3 separate regions of the Mus musculus genome follow, and all the other regions are linked to region 1. A link is a loop called in an ENCODE intact Hi-C map of the cell type or tissue named here. Cell type or tissue: heart. All regions are shown on one strand.

Region 1 (8,000 bases):
CTCCAACGTCCATCTGCTACATGTAGACTTTATGTTCTTTCATCTCTGATTCTACTATATTAGGTATAATTCATTTAAAAATCTGAAGACCTTTTAGAAACCAGTCGTAACAGGGTCTAGAGGGGTAGTGATCCCTCCCTCCTTTGGTCATCTTTAGCTATGTTATTTATCAAAATGTCCAGGACAGGGCTAGATTCAGATGCCTGCCACAGATTGGTTACATTTAGTGGGTGGTGACTTAGTCTTTGTGTAAGTCTGCTGGATTGCTGACATCATGCTGACATCATGCTGACATGATAATTCTTTTTATCATCTTCACAGGGAAATACAGAGCTTCATTAGAGATCCAGTGACCCCCACATCCATCTAATATATCTAATCTTGAAAGGCAGCTGATTAGCTCCGTACTTATTCATTGTGAACATATGTCCTTTCGTGGCAGTCAGTATTTGCTTTTCTTAGATATTCATTTATTTAATTGTCTAGGTTTGAACTTTTATGGATGCTGATGTGAGATTTCTTGGTATGCTTCTAGAACCTTCTTTCAACCCATTCTCCATCCTGGAGATTTTTGAAGGATCACTGATTCATCAATGGCAGTTATGTCACTTTTTTTTTTTTTTGCCAAGGATCTGATGGACCTGGAAACCTGCCATTCCTAAAGCAGCTGAGGCTGGCCTGTCTCATACCTGTCTGTCTTCTGCCTCAGTTGCTTTCATGGGTTTTTCCTCCCAAAAAGATCCTCCTTGTGGTTGGATGGGGCAGCATCACATGGCAAGTTTTTCTTGTCGTATTACAGTGGCCACTTCAGCAGCTTCTTTACCTCTTTGCCTCTCTTTTTGACAAGAGAACAACTTTAAAATTGCAGACGGGGCTAGGGAGATAGCTCAGCCGGTACAGTGGACAACCCGAGTTCTCTTGTAAGAACCCGAGTTCCATCTCTGGAAACCACATGAAGTCAGGCAGAGTGGCTCATTCAGTCAGAGCTGGATGGCCAGCCAGCCTCATCTACTTGTTGAGTGCCAAGTGAGCGAGACGCTGCCTTTAATGAAAACAAAACAAGTGCAACACCCAAAGCTGTCCTCTAGGGCCCACGCAGTCTCACACTCCTGAAGGTTATTCATACCCCACTGTTTTAACTCATCCAAGGCCTTATCTTTTTCTCAAGTGCTTTGTTCAGCTTCTACCCCGCTCCCTTTATTGTGGCCCAGACACTAATAGAACATTCCAGTGCTAGGAGGGCTTCGGAGCCTTTTAAAGAACTTTCCAGACTCTGTAGCTCTCTGCCTCCCAACCCTCTCTGAACCAAAGGGTTTTTCTCAACTTGGATTTCCCTACTTCCCTTCCAAGAACTCAGCATCTTTTTTCCTCTTCCCTCCAGTTCTGTGGCTGGCTTTCTGGCTGCCTGCTACAACCTTGCAGGGCAGAGGTAATGACTCCCTACAGGATTCATCCCTGTTGACCACCCAGAACTTCCCAGCACACCCTTAATCCCCAGATGATTTGTCCCTTAGGACTCCCACCCAGGACGGGGCTGGGCTGGCTGGGCTGGGCTGGTCTACTAACAACTCCACTGTGCTTGAATGTTCCTGGAGCTTGTGAGCCTCTCCCTGGGCTGAGGCACCCCCACCACCAGGTCAGAAGCCAAAGGAAAGAACCAACTAGGGATGGGCTGGTGGAGAGAACTCAGTAGCCTGAGTAGAAAGCAGAGTGTGTGGGGAAGGGAGAGGGAGGTGGGAAAATCAGTGGTGACCCTGAAGACCCTCAGCCTGCAATCCAGGCGTGGTCCCCTGTTCTGCAGCTTGGGACCCATTTTGTTTTGGGATGACTAAGTCCAAGGAGAAACCCTGAGCTGACCTCATAGAGCAAAGAAGTTCAAGTCTATTGTTACAGACCTGGGATCATTAAGACTCCTGGCTCTATTGAGGTTGATCTCTTTACTGTCTGTGGAAGAGGATTTAAAGAGGCAAATCACAGTGAGGGATGTTTGATTTAAGGAAAGCTTTTTAAAGAGCCCACGTTAGGGGTGTGCATTTGCATACAAACAATGAGAGTGCTAATTAAAATGATTCTCACATCCTTGTTTCAGCAGCACAGGACTGCTGCCTGGCAACACTTGCACAGTGGAAGGGAGCGCTTTGAAAGCCAGCCTGGTCCATCATTCTAATCAAGGAAGACATATTGTGAGCCTTTCATCTGCAAGGCGCTGTGCTAGGACCACTCTGTGTGTGTGTGTGTGTGTGTGTGTGTGTGTGTGTGTGTGTGTGTGTGTGTGTGCGCGCGCGCGAGTGTGTGTGAGTCTAGAGTATCAAACCTAATAGTTGTCTTCTAGGGTGGCAGGTGACAACATAGGGAAGTCTGAGTGGAACCTGTGAATTGAAAGGTTGGTAGGAAAGAGTAAAGAAGAGAAACGTCGTCCCACCTGTTGAGTTAGGACCTACTTGCTCACAGTGCTTTAGAAATTGCTAGCATTCTGCCATGTACAACTGCCCCTCCCCCCCCCCCCCCCAAAAAAAAGGAAAATAACAGACTTGTCTAATTCCCTTTGGAAGTCATAGCCCAGCATTTAAAGTATTTCTGTCATCGTCATCTTTGTTGGCATCAGCCATGACTGGGCACCTGCTGTTTGCGGCTGGTTTGGACTGGGCCCCAGGGAGTGTGGGAAGGGTTGATCTGGTCTAGAAGTGAAGTGAAAAATCTTTCAGCTCCTAAAGGAAGCTGCCGCTACCTTTATCTTTAACAAAGAAGAAGCATTTTCAGAGCATCAGGTCTGACATGGAGATGTCCGTGGACTGAAGTCTGTTCACTGGTTGGGAGACCTTGTTTGTAGTCATGTGGATTGGGTTGCACGTCCTGGCCACTTGCCAGCTTTGTGATCTTGGCTTGTGACCGACCTCTGAGCCTCCTTTTTCTCGTTTGTGAAATTGGGATTGATGTAAGGGTAATCATAATATGATGACGATGACAGTAGGCTTGCACTGTGTAGTGTACAGTAGAGTGTGCCTGGAGCTAGGCTGCTGAAGTTCACATTCCATTGCTCTGGAGCCCAGGAAAGTTGCTAAACCTCTCTGGGGCTGTCTAAAGGAGTAAAAAGGAGTAAACAATAGTGCCCTTACCAGAGGATTGTTAAAAGTAAAAATTATAAAGCACTGTATGAGAAAACATTTAATAATCATTAAAAACACACACACACACCTATAATTTTGATTTTCAGATTTTTGAGAGCTTTGACCCTGGGCAAGTATTACTCCAGCTCTCTTAGTCCCTGTTCCTTGTTGTTTATGTATAGTGGAGGTAGCCAATGTTCTAATGTATTAAAACACTTTCTGGAAGGAATTGTCAGAGCTGGGATCAGAACTCATATACTTGCTTTAAAAGTGGCTGCAGGCACATCTGTAGCCATTTATGCAGGCAGATGGCTGTGCGTGTATTAAAAAGTCTTTCATACCATAAATGTGTTCAGTAAAAAGCCAGTCCCCTCTTCTCGACGGCCGCTGTCCTGTCTCATATACCTGTGCTGGTATCTCTGGTGTTGTTGCTATCTGATGTCCCTATCAGCTGTGACTTTGAGCTCATGTCCTCTAATGGGATCTCGGGGGCACACCAAGGTAGCTATCACACTTTGGTCTTTTTTGGTCTTAGTGCTTCCTCTCTGGCTGGATTTGGCTTTGAAGACCAAAAAAGTCTATTGTATTGCGAGACCTGTTGAAGGTATTACAACCTTCCGGAAAAGGCTAATATGAAGTCATGCTTGCGAATGAAGTGCTGAGAAACATAGGAAATCATTGTATTGGGGAATAAAGCAAAGCAAAACAAAACAGAACAACAACCCCAGCTTCAACACATTTGCTGACTCCCTGTCACTCAGGCATTTTTTCATGTTTGCTGATGAAATGAACACTTTAAAATGCTGTAACATAATGTATTAAAAGACAAACACTACCCTCAATGAGTGGCGAGAGGTGCTTTAGTACTCACACCCTATTTTGGGCCTCTGGAATTCAGTTCCTTCCTGTTGCCAGCTGAACCTGATGCATTAGATGAAAATATAGTCCTATCTTCAAATGTGGACAGCGGGACATTCTGTCCTCTGAATTTCAGTGTTTGACTTGGGTGTTGCAGGAAACTTGGCACCCTCCCTTTTCAAAATAATAAACAGACATGATGTGGCCTCGTGTTTCATCTGATGGGCTTAGATGCTATTGCCTCATAAAGGCTGATTCATAGACAAATGGTAACTAATTATAGTAGCTTAAAAATAATACCCCTGTTTGAAGTTGACAAGGCAGGATGCCATGCGAGTCTTGGAGGACATGAGAGACTCTGTTTCTTTGGTGTTACGGAGGTGACACACACTTTTCTAGTTTAGCTGCTTGGTGGTTGTATTGGTTCATTAACTGCTGTCTTCATTTTAATTTTTCTAGTGCCTCCTCTGTGCACAAATACAGGAAATGTCTTTTTCTTGCTAGCTGTCTACCATATACATACAAACATATATACATACAAACACACATATATATATATATATACATACATTTACCTGTTCGTTCATTCATTCATTCATTTATCTACCTATTATGTACCAGGGTTTCTCATCTATTTATTTATTTGTTTGTTGGTTGGTTGATTGGTTGGTTTGTTGTGTGCTGGGGATCTAGCCTAGGACCTTGTACAGGTCTTCTGTACACTAGGCAATGTTCTTAGCTCTACTGATGATATCTTAATGAAACGGTGTCATGTTTGAAAAAAGCAAGTGCATTTTTTTTTCTAGTTCAAAACGTTCAGAATCCTTCTATGAAAAATAGCAGGAAGTTGTCTACTCCTTCATGGAAAGTTTAAATGACATATTATAGCATGCTTTTTAAAAAAGCAATTGGTTATTATTTCATGTGCATGTGTGGGGTTTGAGTGCACGCATGTGCACTGTATTTGTGCAGGCCCTCAGAAGTCTGAAAAGGTCATCCGATCGATCCCTTGCAACTGGAGCTGTAGGTGGTTTTGAGTCCCTGAACTTGGGGCCTCTGTAAGAACAGCAAGAGCACTCATCTGTGAACAATCTCTCCAGAGGATTGTTATCACAGATTACTTTCATTGCTTCTACCTCACTGTGAATTAATTTTACTCCTGATTTAGTTTTCTCTAAGTAAATAGACCGTATGTGATCGTGTATAAAACTTAAAAATTAGGAAAATATCTGCAATAAGAGTGAATCTTCTGCCCTTCCTGCCTTGGCCAGCTCTCTTCAGAGGCAGTCTGGGGCACCACTTGCCTGCATTCTCTCCTGGAGATGTCTTTTGCATTAACCCAGAAGGACCTCTGTGTACACCCTCCACCATATTCTTTACCTTGATATTTGTTTTCTTTTAATCCATGATCTTGGAGGTCTTCTCACTTTACAAATTGAATTGCTTAGTCTCTGAAAACCAGTTGTTTTAAAAAGTGGCTGTGTGATCAGAGAGCAATTGTTTCACTCTTTTACCTGTGAAGCTAAGCATGGTATTGTGTGAATAATGGTGTCCATCTACTGAACTGTTTTGCTGCTATGAGCAGAACTTGAGAACTCAGGGACATGAGTGCTTTCTCCTGTTACTATTGCACTGCATGGTTTTAGCCAGTTAATCTTTTTGTACCTCAGTTTCCCCATTGATACAAGGATATTTATCTCCATGTGAAGATATGATAATTAAAAACACTAGTCTCTATTGAGTGCTCAGCCCTAATTGGTGCGTCTCTATTAACCTTGCCTGCCCCCTCTGACCCCCAAGACTCAGGAACATCAATAAAGAAGAGGTAGGAAGAATATGCCAAGTGGGGCTCAGGGACAGTGCTGTGAAATGTGTCTTCTTGACATGACTTAGCCTTTCTACTTGTAAATAGGTATGCTTACCTGTGTAAGATCAAGCCAACAGAACCAGTCATTCCAATAGGCAGCATCAATTACACTTATGGGGAAAAAAAAATCTCAACTAAAACACCCCAAACCAAAACAGGTGAAGGCATGAATTAGAGAGGGGGGGCATATTTGAAGGAGAAAGGCGGGGGAGGAGTTAGGATATATATGATGAAGAGGCATGGTTTACAGGTATGAAATTGTCAGAGAGTAAATGAACAATAGAAATAAAGAAACAAAGCCCTACTAGTCTGTGCTGGGCCAGTGCTGGGCATATTGATAGACGTGGGAACACATGTATCCTAAGGTGAACTTAACCTCTGCATGTTCCTGAACTGACCTCTGACGTAGAAGCTTTGACACAGTATGGTGCCTGTGGGTTATATGTGTCTCTTAGATTTCCTCGGATCCCATGTTCATCCTCTTCCGTTTCCTGTTATTTTTGTATGACGTGCTAGAGGAGAAGAGTGAAGATGGTATTTCAAGCCTTCTTTTTCATGGGTTCACACTCCTCAAACGCATGTCTATTAAATGATTTCCCCCACATCTGACCCGGGCAGAGCTTTATAATAACCAGATGTTTATATCTAGGTAACTATGTAGTTCATGTGTGCATATATGATTCAGCATTTATTGAATGGTTTCTGCATGTTTTAGGCTATAAATAGAATCTTTAGTAATGTCTAGAAGGCGCACTTACTCTGGTTTATTTGTCTTTGGCAGTGGGAGTTCAAAGGTCTCTTTTCTTACTGCAGCAGAGACCACTCCTTTTGGATTCAGACTGAGCTAAAATCCCCCTGCTGGGGTTTGTTGGGTATTTGACCTGGGAGGGTCACTTAGTTTCTGAGGTTTGCTTCTCCCCTTACATATAGGATGACAATGACAGGAGAAGACAGATAAAGGAAGGACCTGACAGTGTGTGGCACGGAGCAGGTGCTCATGGGCTATTTATTGTTCTTTCTTTCCATCTCCCCTTCTTCCTATCCCTTCCTCAGTCTCCTGGGAGTAACCTCCTTGACCTTGGCCTCTGCTGCTGTGGTCAGCTCTATTCTTCTCCTGACTCATGCCCTGGATGCTTTCTTTGCCTTAATTTGGGGTGGTGGTGGTGGTGACAGCAGCAGCAACAGTTGCTGTCACTCACATTGTACCAATTGCCTCTCTTCTAGTGAGTCAGCCAAATGTGAGTGCCTGGAGGGAGGTGTAGCATCTTCTACACCACTCACGTCAGCATTGTGTCTTTGAAAGCAGCGGCCAGCAGCAGCACTGTGGAGTGGAATGGCACCTGGTGCCTGGTGGTGGCCTCTGAAGGTCTTCAGAGAGCTTTCCACTAGCTATCCGTTTGAGGCATTTGACTAGACCGTGTCAGTGGGGACCCCTTTGCTGGTTTTGTGCTATTGGAGGAGAGTGGTACCAAGGGCATGACTTCATTTCATCCGTGCTCCTTGAGAACAATACTTGTGGACGGCTACTCTTGCCTCTCCAGCCTTGCTTTACTCCAGAAAAGCATGGGCTGTTTGTCTTTCAGACCTAGTGGCCAGCATAGCTTGGTTCAGAGATGAGATCTTAGTCAGGCCAAAGGCCTGAGTAGAGAAAGGGAAGGGAAGGGACGGATGGAAAGAGCAGAGTGGCCTTTGCCAGGGCCCTAGAACTACTTATTTAGATAGCAGCTACTCTATTTACCAAAGTGTTTTGCTGTGAATATTTGAAATAGCAGTCACACCCTTATGCAAATGTAAGAACTAGAAGACAAGCAGGCCAGGCCCTTCCCACTCTGAAGTCCTGGGCATCTTACAAACATTATAGTCACCTGAGGCTTCTCTTCTGTCTGATCTCTCTGTCCTTTAAGATCTACCTCAGTTCCCACTGCCCGGCTGTGAGTTCTTTGGCCTCGCACTACTTGTTTGGTAATTAGATAGAGTGTTTTCTCAAGAACTGTGAGTTGTTGGAGCTCTTGTCCTTTTTGCATCTTTATATTGGCTTTCCCACTAATTCTATTATTTAGGGCAATTGCTATCAACCCTGTCTCGCTGCAGCAGAGGGCCTTTGCAGCAACAGCGATATACTAGCTAGAAATGTACACCATAACTACTAAGTTAGGAAGTCTGTTGTG
Region 2 (8,000 bases), 58 kb after region 1:
AACCACCCCCTGCTCCTCCTCCTGACCCTCCCAAGCTATTCTTTGACAACCGCAAAGATGACGGTAACCGCGGTGAGAATCACACACTGGGGACATGGGCCTCGTTCCCAGATGCAGTGAGGCCTCCCAGGCTAGGCCCCCAGGTTACCTCTGATCCCGAAAACCAGAAGAACAAAGAAACTTACCTTTTGCAGCCGTGTTATCCAGCCAAGGCAAGAATCTAGGAATGTTTGTGTGTCTTCTACACTGTCTCTCTCAGAACCGGTTGAAGCGGCTCACTTGTCTTTTGGGCTTCCCTGCCCTCCCTCTCCTCACTAGTGTTACAGCACTTGAATCCCGAGTCCTTCTATCTAACTCTCTGAGCACAGCCTCTCCTGTCTCCCTGGCTCCTGTCTGTCAATGTCTCAGTATGCCAGACCATGGAATTCATAGACTAATAACGTGGTAAGAGTGTTCAAGTCTTACGACAAGGTGCTAAAGAAACTGCATTTGCTCCCAAGCTTGCGGGCTCTGTGGCAGTTTTGTGGGGTTAAACGCTGTCTGCTTGCCCACCTGACTCTCTTCTGTTGTTTGTTCTCTTTCTCTCTCATAAAGTGTTAAAAGGTTTCAAAAATAGACAGACGGAAAGTGAACTTGGATGGGGCTCCCTCTGTGTCATAGAGTATCAGGAGGCCAGCTGGCTAGCGCTGGCTAGCACTGACTGTCTCATGTACTCTGAGGAAAGGGCACTGATTAAATATTTCTTGAAGTGCATCACTGCATGTCCACGCGCAACTGTTTAAATGTGGAATTCCTGTCTCTCTGCCGTCCCCTTTGCGTAACTGCGTAACAACCCCTTATTTCCCACAGGGTGCCACCTCCTCCAGCTCAGCCCCGTCTGAGGTAATAGTTGTTCCTCTCTACCTGGTTAATACTGACAGAGGGCAAGGGCAAGAAGGCACTGCCAGAACTCCAGCATCTCTGGGGCCACTTGGCTGCGTCCACACTGTCCCGGCGACCACCCCTGCTGCCTCACCTCTGACCTTCCCGACACTCGATGATTTCATTCCCCCTCACCTGCAGAGGCGGCCCCACCACAGCCAGCCAGCCAGTGCTTGTGGCTCCCTCTCCCCTGCTAGCCAGACGTCACCACCCTCACCACCACCTCCGCTGGTCCCTCCCGTCCCGGAGGACCTCCACAGAGGCCTGGAGCCTGACCTCCCGGGAGCTGTCTCAAGTACCGTAAGCTTGCTGGACCCCCTTCCCCACGGCTACCCTGAATGTCTGCTCCTGGCAGTAAAACCCTCCCTTTCTCACTGAAGTACTAAGTTCTGAGGCGGCCTTGGCCACTGTGCTTGTGTGCTGGCTGGATCTGTGTGTGCTATCCCTGAGAGCATGTCTCCCTTGTGCATCCTATGGGCCACCTATGGCTACTCTTGGCCTTTCAAGAACACTCTCTTCCTCTGCTCTGTTGGGAACGCACGTCTTTCTGATGGAAGTCTGTCTTCCCTCTGAGAAGTGTCTGTGATCTTTACCTCACCTGGTCCTGATCTTCCTAGGTCAGGGCAGATGTAGTGTTGAAGGCTGAGAAAAGCTGTGGAAAGCCACAGGCAGATTTGGTGATAGGACACGAGGAAGAAGAGAGTTTATGAGGAGGAAAGTTTTTATTCTTTGGCTGATTTCATGAAGCGGACTCTGTTAAACAGAAGCGGAGAGAGGGAGAGAAAGGGGGTGGGGGCGGTGCGTCTAATTGAGTAAATAGATCTGAAAACTGATGTGTTAAGACTTTCTCACAAGACATAATTGCTAGGGCCCCTGAGGAGGAGGCCACTGTGGTTTTGGTGGCAAACACATATATCAGTAACGGTGGGAAATGTAAAAGTCCTCTCTGTTCAGAATGAGTCTCTTTATAGACAGCCCAGCTGCTTCTGATACAGTAGAAGTCCGGAGCGAAAGAATCTGAATGGACATCATAAGTCATAATGTGAGGACACTTGCTGGCTCAGTGGGATCATGTCGTAACCACTCCTATGATAGGGACTCAGTGGACTCAATTCAGCCCAGCCTAGGGGAAGTCCTAGTTCCTGTTAGCTGCGTTGCTGAGGACTTACCCTAGTGAATGAAGATGTTAAAGGAACTGCTAGGTTAGTGATGGTTTCATCGATGTTCTAAGCAACTAGGATTCATTCACAGGTGCACTTACAACAAGCCAGGACTCCTGCTTTCAGACGGCCTGGAGGAGTTAGGTAGAGAGTATCCACTCTCAAGGCTGGTTGGTGCGCATGGGATCATCCGAGCACTGGAGAAGTCTAGTTTATATACCATAGATTTGATTGAGTGGGTCTGGGAAGGAGCAGGGGCCTCTCACTTGGTTGCAGGTATCAAGTGGGTTTTGATGTTGGAGCCATAAACACCACCACTATTGACACGTGGTACAGTGAGTACCACGTGTTTTGCGGCTAGGACTGAACATTTACTTGCGTCCTTTGTTGGAAGAAGTGTGCCCATGAAACTAGGTTAAACGGCTTGTTAAGCCGAATCGAGTCAGAGAACAGGAAGGAAACGTCTTATTTAGTTTAGTGGGGAAATTGTAATGAGGTGTCAAACACACAAAAGCTGGGAACTGTTGCATCATGGGATGGGCCTCTTCTCCAACCTTCCAGATGCAGCTCAGTGCAGTTATAGATAGAGCAGGATTTAAGCCAGATAGAACCGTGAGCTTGGATCTCTTACTTTGAGCTTTGCAGCTCATCTTTGCTGCAGACTGGTGTACTCTGTGCCTGGTAGGGTGGCATCCAGACCCTAAGTTGATTGGTACAAACCCCTCAAGCCTTGGAAAAAGATCTTACTCCAAAGTTGAGCTCATAGAAGTGGCTATCTAGATAGAGAACATTTAAAAGAGTTCAACCAAGGTATTGGTGACAAAGGCCCCTACTGGGTGACAAAGGCCCCTACTGTGTATCAGGAGCTGTCCAGGGTGCTGATACCCATACCTCTTCTGATGAGCGTGCATTCTGTTGCTGGAAAAACTTAGCTCCCACACACCCTTGCTGGTAGCGAGCCTCTGTCACTTTCATAGTGTTGTTGCTCTTGCTGTTGTTGTTGTTTTGTTTTGCTTTTGAGCCATTTTCAGGGCATTGTATTATGTGGTGACAGGAGAGAGAGAGCGAGAGATTGTCCTTGTGTGCCAGTATACCCTGTAGGTGATCGCTGAGCATAATTGTTTCAAAAATAGCCATCGAAATCCTGTTCTTAAAGCCCTTTAAGAATGCCAACTTACCAAGCTTAGTGGCACATGCCTAGATGCAAGCAGATCTCTGAGTTTGATGCTAGCCTGGTCTATATAGGTAATTTCAAGCTAGCCTGGGCTATATAGGGAGACCCCGTCTTTGAAAAAAGAAAAAAGAAAAAGAATGTTACCCTGGGGCTGAGGATATGGAGTGTTTGCCTAGCATGGGCTCAGCCCTAAGCTTAGTCCCCAGAACTGGGGCATGGGGGTTGTCATCTTTAAGGTTAGAAAGATATAAAACAAAACCTTTGTGGAACCTCTAAGTGTGGTGGAGAGGGAACATTTGCCAATGCCCTATTTTAGGACCTTGTTTCTCATTTGTTTCAAAAGATTGGCATTATCGCTTCATCATTTTATAAAAGTATGTTTCTGGTAGGAGTCTCAGGTTTTAAAGTCAAGATTTCCCATGGCTTGGTCCAAGGATTTTTGTTGGTCTGACACTGGAGTGAAGAAGAGACGTCCCAGCAGGCAGGATAGGATCCCGCTTGGCTGCTGAATTGCTCGGCGCTTCTCTGACTGCTCAGTGATGTTCAGAGTAACCATCTATGACAAAGGGGTCCCTCTTTCTTCTTACACCAGCGCCTTGTCTGACATCTCTCCAGAGGGCGCCTGGCTTTCCCCACTTTACACCAGCTCACGTTCTTGGATTGCATCTGGAATGGCATGAGTTTTGCATGTTATCCTGTTTGGGTTTGAGTTTGCCTTTGCAGTAACCAGATTGATGCACAGCTTCTACTAGGTGAACAAAATGGACGATACTGAGACTCTCAGCAACATTTACTGACCTGCCTTCTCTTCCTCCTTACTAATACTGACTAGGAGAACAAATTTCCAGATTCAGCTTCTAACTGGAATTGACCCATTGGTTACATTTTCTTTTATAATTAAGGACTTGGTAGAGATGGTCATTCCCTCTTCTTACTAAGTCTTAATTCGAGATGTCTAGTATTTACACTTCTTTTTAATGTTTTGTTTTTCAGGGCAGTCCTTTACTAAACGAAGTTTCTTCTTCCCACATTGAAACCGATTCCCAAGACTTCCCTCCAACAAGCAGACCTTCGTCTGCCTACCCCTCCACCACCATCGTCAACCCTACCATTGTGCTCCTGCAGCACAATCGAGGTAAGGCAGCCTCCTGCAGGGTGCTGGGGTCAGCAGTTCCAACTCATGATGTCTGGGGCAAGAAGTTTCTCCTTCAAAAACATTTCCCCAACCCTGCCTCTAAGGAAGCTGTCTATCTGTCCAAGGACCCAAAGATCAGCCCTAGCCGGGAGACAGAGACCTCTGATTTGCAATAATGTCAATTAATCTATATATGCTGGGCTGGTTCATGGTCATGTGCTCAAGTGCTGTACCTTGTTTTGTTTTTGTTTTTGTGGTTATCTGCAAACAGTTAAATGCACAAAAGTGGGAGTTTGTGTCTCTGGGTTCCTTATCTTATGGTTTGTAAAGAAGCTTTGCCTCAGGCCTGTGGCTATAGTATGTCTCTTAAGTGCTGTCCTAAGTGACGAACTTGTCCAGAGTGATAAGTTTCTAGAAAGTGCAGTTTTGAATACTAAATTTCGAAAGAGGAAACACTGAATAGTTCATTGTTTACAATGTAAAGGATGCTTTTGTGCCTCTGTAACAGAGGCTTCTAGACTTTCTCCTGGTTATTGGCTGCTCCTCTTCTCAGAGTGCCATCCTCTGTGACCTAGATTTGTGTGTCTGTTTGCCCTGATTCCACATGGCCCAGGCAGCTCTGCTGCTTAGGGCTTCTGTTTGGTTCCTATAGTTTCTCTGGCTATTCTGGTTGCTCCTGCTGCGTCTCTGAAAGAGCCTTGGGGATCGGTCAAACCCAAGAGCTTCGGCATAGTCATCGTATAGCTTCACCTTTCTGCTTTAAAATTCAGGCAGTGGTTTTGAATTCCAGCCTTTCCATTTTGGAATTGTACAGAGGAATAAACTTTGCATTTCTAAAAGTCTTTTTGCAGCACGAAATAGGACATTTTTAGGCCATCTCTCAGGCAAGGGTTCTTCTACACTGAACTAAAAGAACACTGCAGGGCTGTGTACTGTCTGTAGCTCAAAGCTTTGTTCCAAGACCTCTCTTCTTGACACCCCCTTTCTCACTCACTTCCCTACCCTTCCCTTAGAGGAGATGGGGCTACAATCTTATTTCCATACCGAAGAGAGGTTTCTCTTTTCTGCTTCTAACTGGAAAAGTAGATACATTAAAACATTTTCTCTCACTTTAAATGCGTTCACTCAGTCTTTCTCGGTGGCTTCAGCGGTTTCAGGCTGTTTTCGTCATTGTTGTTTTTGCACTGTGTGGCCCCCGGTGTTCTTCCTCAGGATAGAAGGGCCCTCCATCTGAGCACCCATTCTCCTTCTGCCCTGACACCCTCCCTGGCAGCGGCTCTCCTTGCCAGTGTCTGTCATGCAGAACAAAGAAAAATGCAGAAAAAAAAAAGCAATAGCTTCTCTGTGAACTTCATGACTCATTATTTAAAAAGCAAGTTAGTTCCCAGAAAGAAAGGCAGTTTCTTTAAAGACGGGATTTATTCCCAAGGCAGCTTGGGTTTTGGGAAATGCCAAGCGTAATGTCAGCTGCTTTTGCAAAGGCCCTCTGACAACACCTACAGGGACGTTTTCAGGCACCAAAATGCCTGAGTTCCCTCTTTGTTTCTTCCTTGAATGAGTGAAATTCTCTTATTCATCAAAGAGAACTTTTGGTTCCTGTTTTTCTCTTGACCAAAAGTTCTGCCTTTGGTTTACAATTAGGATTGGTCCAGAGTGAAGCACATCCTGCAGAAAAGTATGTGTGCAGTGATGCTGCGGGGTTTGGCTTGTCTGGGTTTTGCTTTTTAATTAACTAGTGGTTTCTGTAAAGAGAACAACCCTGGGTTCATCCCAGGTAGGCCACGATAGGTAGGGAAGAGTGAGAGTGTGTGCCTATCAGTGGGATTTGCGTCAAGTGTTTCCTGGCCCTGCTTTGGAATGTACCCAGCCTGGCATCTCTGCTTCTTCTCACAAAAGAACAATTTCTTAACTATGGCAAAGTTTCCTAAGCGGTGAGAACTTTACTCTATATCTGAAAATCTGGTTTAATCATCCTTAAAAAAAATAAAAGTTTCCTCTTTTTTTTTTTTTTATTTTTTTTTATTATGTCTAGACTGTCACAGGGCCTAGTTTGGCAGAGATGTCTCCCCTGGCCAACCTCCTCACACTAGGGGACAACAGGCTCTGAGTGATTGTGAACAGCACTGTCCCCTTTCCACTCGTGCCAGTGTGTCCCAGGCATTGCTCACCCTCATTGAAGTAGAGGTTCGACTCAGGAAAAGCCTCAGGGCTGAAAGATACACACGGTCCCCTGCTGGGGCCCTTCAGCCTGTACTGTGTGTTGAGATCTCGAGAGTCTGGTTAGCTTACAGTTCAGATTCCAAAGCTATGGAGATGGGGTAGGAGGACAAGGTTCCAGAGCGGAGGTTTGCCATTGTGGTTGGCTGTGGACCACCTTGAACAGCAAGACCTCCATGGTTCCCAAACGTCTGTGGACAGGAACGGTCGGAGTGTCATCCCAGTGCTGGTGACTGAAAAATAGCTACGGCCGTCTGTATGGCGTTCTGCGAGAACAGCCATTTTGCCTTGGAAGCAGAAGCAAACATCTTACGTTTCTCTGTTGCTTACATTTGTTTCTGCTGGCAAGGGAGGGCCCTGCCTGGCACCTTGCAGTATAGAGTGTGGCACCCGTAAATCCTTTAGATACCAGGGTACTCTGATACCACAGATGAAGAAACTGAGGCCAAGAGGTTATTCTGTTGGTTCCTGTCATCTGGCAAGTTGCCAGCAGAGTCGAGCCTTGAACTTCACGGTGCCTCTCGTTCAGCCAGTGTGAGTCCCATGCCTGAAGCGGAGGAGGGCAGCTGCGGTGTCCACTGGCCTTGAGGTCCCAAGCTGCTCTGTTTGCTTCTACTGCATACCGATTCTAGCAGCAGGATAGGAATGTGGCCACTGGGGACAGTGACAGTGTGCATGGGCCGGCACAATCTATTTTTATCTCTCTGGTCGGTTGCTGTTTAGCAGCTGTAGAAGGTAAAGGTTACTTTTCTGCTTATCACATAGGGCACACAGGATGCTGTCAATAAGACCTTGGCCTCCCCTCCACATGATCGCCCAGGAGAGTGAGCAGCTGCGTTCAGTATCGCAGCGACTAGGTCACGAGGGTTGGAAAGAACTGTAGACTGTGAGCTGGAGGTTTTGCTTCTAGAACCAGATGGTTTTCAGTGTTATCTTGAGTAATCTAAGCCCCTTATCCCAGTGAGGTCACTTTGCTAATGCCGATTATTTTTAGAATTTCTCTATTACCCTGGAACAGGCAGATGTTTGGTGACTAAGCTACAGTGCTGAGGATCTCCACTGAGGAAAATAGCTGTCCCTAACAGCCGAGGCTGGTGCTAAGATTTCAAGTGCTAGATGAAAAGGCTCTTACAACAGGGCTGGCATTGGCAAGCTCTGGAGATGGCAGTTGCCATGTCCCCAATTCTTCTCATAGCTCTACCAGAAGGTACCGAGTCTGGCATGGTAAGAGGACCATGTGAGGTTGGAAGAGTCATGAGGGAAGAGATCACCTTGGGACAAGATGGAAACTCCTAGATCACTTTGGTAGGCCCAGGTCCTGGTGCGGATCTGTAGTTTGGGGACCTGGGGGACCTCTTGCCTGGATCATTAGAGCTACATCATGACTCCTGCC
Region 3 (8,000 bases), 65 kb before region 1:
GAGGAGGAGGAGGAGAGGAGGAGGAAGAAGAGGAGGAGATGATGATCCAATTATGCAAGTGTTAGGACCTGGACACAGCTGTCTCAGTAGATACAGGTCACAGTCATTATTGTTGAATCAGAGTCTCACATAGCCCAGGCCAGCTTCGAACGTCCTGATCCTCGGTCTCTACCTTCAAGGTCTGGGATTGTGGGTGTGCCATCATGCTTGGTTTATGTGGTGTTTCCTGTATCCTAGGCAAGCAGTCTCCCTGTGGAGCGCCGTCCTCCATCCCTGTAAGCACCGTTACAGAGAATGAAACAAGGGCAGAAGTTACAGAGCCCGTGAGGCATCTTCAAATAGAAGACTGGAGACTAGAAAAAGAATATTGCCAGGTGAAGCTGTGTTCCTTGATCCACTGGGCACCCGGAGCAGGGCAGAAGTGATGATTTCAAAGCCAGGGACTGCTTTGGTCGTGTGAAAATGCCAGTGTGTTCGCAGTTTGTCTCCCCAGGCTGATCACTCAAACCCTGGATCTTTTTCTGTCTCATTCTTTCTGATTTGCCCCGTCTTGTCCTCACAGAGTCCTCCTACCATCTCTGTCCTCGGGGAGAAGTGGGGTCACATCACATGCTAGAACGGAAATGTGCACGAGAGGAGTTCAGATGACAAAAGGGACAGAAGTTGGGTCAGGTAGCAGTTGGGGCTTGATCTGCTCTTCAGGGTTTCAGGTCTTGGTGATGTCATTCCCACCGTTGCCCCATCTTGCCAGTAGGCCTATCTAAAGTAACACACTGCTCTAGCTACGGACGCCTCATTTTCTTGAATGAAGAGAAAGTTCTGATGCTGGTCTCAGGGATGGCAGGCAGGTAGAGCCCTGCTTTTATATGGAGCTTTAGCTTAGGACGTGTCCTACAGCTGGTGGCAGTGCACAACAAGAACCCCAGAACTGGACTGCAGTTTGAGGGCAGTTTGGGCTATGTAAATATCGCATACACGCACACGCACAACATCTAACATGGTTAGAGATGTAGATCAGTTGCCTAGCATGTGCGGGGTCTGGGCTTCTTACCTCAGCACCACTCTAGTCTATTTCATTCATTAATTAAGTGTTGTTAAGGGAGAGAAAGGGGCCTGGTGTCCCCTGACAGGCAGGCAGTCAGCAGTGTGTTTCTGGTATTGAGGTAGGATGGGTATATTTGCTCTGACGAGGTAGGAGGGGACCACTCAGGCAAGGCGGGCACTTCAGATATAGGTGAGGGATGTGGCGTCATGTCTCGTCCAAGTTGGGAGCACAGGGCAAACAAGTCTAGTGATGCATGTGAGGCACGTGCCTATAAATGGCCGATCCAGCACTGACTTCCTGTGAGGAGACTTCCCAACAGCCTGAATTCTCAAGATCAGGAAGGAGTGAGTGCAGGTTGCCTGAATGCTGGTACTCGCGAGCATTGGGTGCTTAAAGCTTGACCTGTAACTGGCTCTGTCAGCCATTTGCCTTACTGTCCCATTTTTTGCCTTGATGTTCTATCTGGGTGGGGGAGGTGGGTGTTGTGCCTTATATACGGTGGCTACAATAGGAATAGGTGTTGAGTAGATCCTGCAATTGCCCTTCTGCTCACCAGTCAGCATGAACACTCATTACTCATTTATATAGTACCTTGTGCATTGATTATTCACGGCAGCCTGGAGGGCTGACCTTTGAGCTTGGTTTCCCAGTGTGAAAGGGCATGCACTGTAGATTCCAGAGTGTCTCCTATTGCTTAGAGTCTGTGTGGTACTTGGGAGCTGTGCACATGAGCAGTTTCCTTCTCTGATATACGAACATACAAAATCATTTGCAGGTTACCTTTCTCTCCATGGATTCTCTTTAGTCAGGGCAATGCCAGGGTTGGGTGACTGTCTCCTGTGAGCACAGGATGTATTGGCCAAGGCTCACAGTTTGTTTTAGCAAGTAGGGTGGGAAATGGGGACATTTTCCTGATGTCTTGTTCTTAGGGAGTCTTTCTAAGGCCAGGGCAGCACAGATACTGGGTTCTCCTGCTCTTGGCCTTGCTTCCTAGACAGTGAGCATGGCAGACTGTGACAGGGGACTGGCAGGATCTTGAAGGTAGAGGATGAGGTAGGTAGGACTGGAACTGGAGCTGGGAGATCTAAATCACTGCTCCAGTGGCCTGGTCAGTAGAGATCTGGGAGAGAAGCTAAGGCCAGAGTAGGAACTGTTTTTAAGCCGAACAAAGAGAACAGAGGCTCCGGGGATAGCAAAATCCCAACAGGGATTGAAATTACAGAAGCTGGAGGAAGCCGGGAGAGCCTCAGGCTTCCGCAGGGTTTGGTGGTGTCTGCTGAAAATCAGATTGCCAGGCCCTCAAACCCTGACCAAGGTATTGTAGGCCTTCTCAGACCATTTTCTGTTTGCTTTGTGGTACATGGTGCATAAGTGAGCCAGCACTGGCAGGTGTGAGGGGGCGAGGCCTCTTGGGAACTGGGAAATATTAGTCATCCCTGCGCACTGATAGAAGATATGCGCCTTGTCAAGACAGCTGTTGTGGGAGGCCCCACGGCTGCCAGCCAGCCTGCATGACAGTCCACGTTCTTGGCGTTATCTTTAATTATTAAAGTTCTGGGCTATTTAAGTGCTCACCTGAAGGCTCATTGTGAATAAATTTTCCTTTCTCAGCTCGAGCAGAGGAGTTTGTGGTCTGTGGTTCTGCATTCCACAGGTGGCTCTCGCAAGGAACCCTCAGGAAAGATGCCCTTGATTGCAGGGTGCAGACCTTGTGGGCTGCGTGCGCTTGCTTTTGAATTTATTTTAAGTGAGTCCTTAATTTTGTGAATATAGCGTTTATTTATTTATTTATTTTTAACTGTAGGCCAGTCAGAGAGACTGCTGCTGGAATATGTAAAATAGTTAATCCGTCATTAAACGGCCAGGAGCCTTTGATTGGTGGTACCCATGGCAACCTGCATAGCGTTTAGGGATCTTTTGGGATTCTGGACTTCTCAGAAAAGATGGAGCAGGAAGTTTGGGGGTGCCTGAGAGCTTACCTGCTAGGCTTGCCCTTGAGGCTAGGGTTAGGGTAGGGCTGAGCCAGTCCTCCAGAGGTTGGAGGTCAGGAGTGGGCTAGACGGGAGGAGAGTAGAATTGGAGAGGAGACTCAGGTTCCTTTAGGGTTGGCTCATTTTTTATTGTTATTGGTCTCTGAGTCCTGGTGTTTACTGTCCTCTCTCCAGCCCCAGGACTTCAGCATGTGTACGTCCTTGGCCTCCTGTACTCTTTTCTCCCTTCATGTCAGCTCCGGTCATCCTTGAATCTCATCTGAAGCACCATGTGCTCTCGGAGACCTTTGACCCTGCAGACTAAATTAACCTCTTAGTGTCTCATGGTTCTGTAGCTCTGGACAGAACATTCTTCATAGCATTTGTCTCAGCTGCTATGTAAGGCTGGTCGGTGTGCCCATCCCACCAGTCTGTTGGCTCCCTGAAGAGAATGGCAGGGCCACGTCTTGTCACCACCACATCCCAGCAAGTAGCTGGCTCACAGCAGGTGCTATAGCTGTAGTGTAAATTAAATCATTTGATTATTTGCTAAGTTTTGGAGTTTTATACAAGATTCCTGGAAAACAAAGAAATGATACCACCATCACCACCACTACCAATAATAATAATAATAATAATAATAATAATAATAATAATAATACCAATAATAACAACAACAACAACCCCTTCTTTCCTCAACAGAGTCTTCAAGATATCCACTGAGGTACAGGAGGAAACAATTATAGTTGAAGTTCTATTTATTCTTTAAAAGAAATGCATGGATTTCTTATTTATAGTACTATAGATTTTATAGTTAGCGCATAAGTAAATATGTCTAAAGCTATTTAACTAACAGGAAGGTGTGATTGGAAACTGGTGACTGTTGCTCTCAGGAAGAGGTTGGTAAGTGGAAGGGCTTTTACATTAATGTATGATGCCCATACGTTACCTGTGTTAGGTGATGGTGACACGTGGACGCACAGGAAGGGGTGGGACCTGAACCAACAGAAGGCATTCCCAGTAGAAGACCGAGGAACTGGCACATGCAAAGGCAGGGTGGTATGGAAGGCCTTTAGTGAGGGCAGATACTGCAACATGGCTGGAGTGTGACACAGAAGGGCTTCTGGGTGCCCTCTACGCTGATTGGGGACATTTGGGAATGGAGACTCCCAGCTAGGAAAAGCTGGGCAGGGCAGACCTGGGGTGGTAGGGAAGAAGAGAGTTGTGCAAAGGTGCCTTAGGAAGTTACAGTATAAGGAATATGTGGGAGTCACAAGAACATGGCAGTGTTGGGGAGGAGGGACCATGCCGTAAACACTGAATGTGCTCCATGTCATACAGCTCCCGGTCTTCATTGCACAGTGGATGGGCCCGCCTCTCTAAAACCTTCATCAGACCGCTCTGTGAAGTTCTTATTTTTCTCTACCTGGCATAGTTTTTATCTTAATATGTTCTGGCCTACAACAGTGCATATGAATGAGAAAGCGACATGCGGTGTATGTATGTAAATGTGCGTACTTGGTGTTTCCTTACCTGTGTAATCAAGCTCACTCTTTGCCTTTTCCTTTCTTTTTTGTTTTGTCTTTTTGTTTTCAAGTCCAAGACATGAAGTAATTACGTAATTAGACTCCACATTGAGTGTGGCTAGATAAGGTGTAATTAAAGAAGAAAGCCTAATTTTGGAAGAATGATAAGAGGTCATTTGACTCAGTCTGGGCCCAAATCCAATCTTGGAAGAACAGTAAGAGGTCATTTGGATATAGGGAGCTTGAGGCCACCCTGGAGCCCAGACTGGCCTGAGGGCTAGATGGATTCCATTTCAATTCACTGTGGAAGCCATTCAGTGGGCATCCTCTTGATACAGGGTGAGTCAGTACCAGAAGACCTGGATTTCAGGGAGGGCATGAGGGGACATGGCTTAAGAATAATCAGGATATTCTAGACCAGGAGTTCAAGACAACTGGGGTGGACGTGGACGTGGCGGGTGAGGGTAGGGTAGAGGCAGGTGCCCTTTAAGCCATGCTTTGGAAGGAAAGGAGAATTTCAAGTGCAAGGACAAGAGGCACTTGGATTTTTGGGGATGAATGCCAGCGCCAAGGTTGGAGGTAGAAGGGACATGGCCGTGTTGGTCATTTCGTGGTGTGGCGAGGTCGTGCTTCTGTGGCCTTGGCAGTTTGACAGACAGCAGTAGGCTGATCACGGTTGTGTCGTGGTGTCTGGGTGGAGGAGTTACTGTTGTTGCAGGTGGTAGAGGTCAGGGCAGGCTTCCTTTAAACAGGTTTGGTAGGAGATCAGAGGGTTAGATGGGTTCAAAAGGAGAGAAGGAAGTTGTATGAACCAGGAAGGTCCTGTTCTTACTCCAGCCCTGCTTTGGAACCAACAGAGAGATCTTAGGTCAGTCACTTCCTTTCCTGAGCCTGGGAGAGTCACCACTACGGTTTGGGCTTCTTTCAGACTCTCTAGTCATCAGAGCCCTGGGCTCTGGGGCAAAGGGAAGGATCTGGGGTGAGGACTTGTGGGGCCACCTCAAGGTGGTGAGAGAAGAAACCACAGAGTCCTCTTCCTTGTCCTCACAGAATGGGCAGGAGGCAGGGGAGGCGCTCTGGTGACCAGGTTTGAGTCATCTTACATTTTTGAGACTGACATAATGTATGTAGAACCTCCTCGTGTGTCAGGGTTGAAAATTAAGTGCTCCATTCTGGGGCGGAACAGAGGAGTTAGTTCATCTCCCTGAACTCACAGAAAGGAAATCGTTCGCTTAAGGACCTGCTAAACTCGCCGTCTCCCCCAAGGCCAATCTTGGGAAACTTCTCTGGCCTCAGTCTTGAGGACCTCTGTGCAAAGAAGGCTGCAAGGCAAAGGAGCAGAGCCTTGGAGGCTGAGCTGCAGGGGTAGAGAGGAAGGACTTCTAGAGCAGAGAACAATTGTAGCTATGATGGCAGACCTCACAGTAGTGAGTCCAGGAAGCAGGAGGGCGGGCTGTGCTCTCCCTTGTTTGCTTGTCTGCTTGCTTGGTTTTGAGATAGGGTCTCACTGTGTAGCCTTGGCTAGCCGGGAGACCAGGTTGGCCTCAACCTCAGAGATCTTATCCACCTCTTCCTCTGGCGTGCTGGGATTGAAGGCGTGTGCCATCACGTCCAGCATACTTTCTGAATACTCATTGTGTATACTAGCTGATTCACATGCGTCCTTGGCCTCAGTGTCATAATTGTGATGGCTAATTTTGGTCGTCAGCTTGATACACTTGGGGTGAGGGAACGTAGCTTAGGAATTAATTGCTTTTATCAGATTGACTTCTAGTGAGCATTTTCTTGATTGCTAATTGATCCAAGGCCCCAGCCTACAGTGGACGGTGTCACCTCTGGGCATGTGGTAGCTGAGTAAGCACTCCTCTGTGGTCTCTGCTTTGGTTCCTGCCTCGAGCTCCTGCCGTGGGTTCCCCTTAATGATGGACTCTAACCTGTAAGCCAAATTGAGGCCTTTCTTTCCAAGCTAGATTTGGTCCTGATGTTTTATCACAGCAACAAAGAGCAAACTGGGACAATAATCCTTCCATCATTTCTGCCTCTGTTATTATCCTGGTCCACAGATAAGGTTGTGGGATTGGAGGGAGGATCTTGTTTCTCTAGGGTCTTAGTGGTATTTCATTTTATTTCCATTCCCAACTCCTGTGGCAATAAATACCTGTTACTCTGCTGGCTGCCTTGGAAATGTAGGGCAGAGAGAGTGACTTGACTCTATGACGCTCATGCCCAAGTTAAGCGCTTTTCTAAAACACAGCTTTAACTCCTGTTCCTGGCACAGCATTCCAGAATAGTTCAAAACCATCGTAACTGCAGCCGGGGGCACTCTGTGCTCATCACGGCCAGACCCCTGATTCACAGATTTGGAAACTGGGACGCAGGAAGGAGAGAGGATATGTTGAGGTCAGGGGCAGAGTGGAGATGAGAAGTGGAAGTCTGAAGACTGGTCCTTAGAGCTATTTTAAGGCTCCCTGTGGAAAAGTTTGTATTTAGACAACAATGGAGACCTTTGTCCAGAGAGTTGGTGTGGGCAAGGTTGAGTCTGAGCGGTCCTCTGTGTGTTTGTGCGCACACAGTTGTGTTTCCTTCACTAGAACCTCAGATGTCTTTGAACTAGCCCAAAGGATTCCTTCAGACCAAAGGCTTTGAACAGGTGGGAAGCGCTTAGGAAGAAGGGGAAAGGTCAAAAGCCACAGAAATAGATGTGTAAACTGTAAGCTTGGCTAAGGGGAGTTTTTAATTGGTTGAACCCTGACCATATAAGGCAATCTTGAGGCGTCATATGCCATTTCTATGGCTTTACTCTAAAGTAGGTATTCCCCTCCCACAGTTTTTCAGAAGGAACTAAGATTGTGACCCTACCCAAAGTCATATATTTGTAAGACAGGGCCAGGAGAGTGTGCTGGCCACTTTCCTGTCACTGTGATAAGATACCTGGGACAATAAACATACAAGGAGGAAAGGTGTATTTGGCTCATAGTTTCAAAAGTCTTATTAGTCCATGGCAGTCTGGCCTTATCATCAAGGTCAGCAGCCCAGGATGGTGGAGGCATGCGAAGGGAGCTAAAGTGCTATGGCGGATGGACAGGAGACAGAAAGACAGCATGGGCCCAGTACCCTTGTCATGGGCAGTCCTCTGTTCCTTTCCTTAGGTTCTACCTTCTAGACATGCCACCATTCCCCAGAAACATTGCTGTCTGGGGACCAAGTCTTCAACATTTAGGCCTTTAAAGATCCACACTATAGCTGGGCAAGGTCCCCACACCTTGGTTCCAATGCTTAGAGGCAGGTGGGTCTCTGAGTTCAAGGCCAGCCTGGTCTACAGAGCAAGTGCCAGGGCAGCCAGGGCTACACAGAGAAATTGTGTCAGTCTAATGCTCTATCTTTACACACACACACACACACACACACACGAGAGAGAGAGAGAGAGAGAGAGAGAGAGAGAGAGAGAGAGAGAGAGAG

The links. Peaks named below come from ENCODE experiments on the same cell type or tissue, not always from the same donor. Only the 100,000 strongest peaks of a DNase experiment are listed, where the experiment ranks them.
Region 2: it touches region 1 in a loop (3-fold over the local background); 2 of 42 quality-filtered maps call a loop at or near these places.
Region 3: it touches region 1 in a loop (3-fold over the local background); 6 of 42 quality-filtered maps call a loop at or near these places.

Annotation. Positions count from the first base shown.
Region 1 is chr19:40,428,342-40,436,341 of GRCm38, reverse strand. The region is part of intron 2 of Sorbs1 (sorbin and SH3 domain containing 1); the gene reads left to right. Among named protein-coding and RNA genes, the nearest start is that of Sorbs1, 81 kb to the left of the region's middle. In heart, a CTCF peak has its summit at 1,080; DNase peaks (open chromatin) are centred at 1,071, 1,591 and 4,131; H3K27ac peaks cover 3,499 bases.
Region 2 is chr19:40,369,866-40,377,865 of GRCm38, reverse strand. It overlaps Sorbs1 (sorbin and SH3 domain containing 1), which reads left to right. Exons shown (of 29, transcript NM_178362.1): 7 at 850-1,221; 8 at 4,249-4,390. Among named protein-coding and RNA genes, the nearest start is that of A930028N01Rik, 77 kb to the right of the region's middle. In heart, a CTCF peak has its summit at 7,253; DNase peaks (open chromatin) are centred at 755, 7,245 and 7,835; H3K27ac peaks cover 3,856 bases.
Region 3 is chr19:40,493,823-40,501,822 of GRCm38, reverse strand. The region is part of intron 1 of Sorbs1 (sorbin and SH3 domain containing 1); the gene reads left to right. Among named protein-coding and RNA genes, the nearest start is that of Sorbs1, 16 kb to the left of the region's middle. In heart, no CTCF peak of the experiment used is centred here; DNase peaks (open chromatin) are centred at 2,462, 4,982 and 5,092; H3K27ac peaks cover 3,134 bases.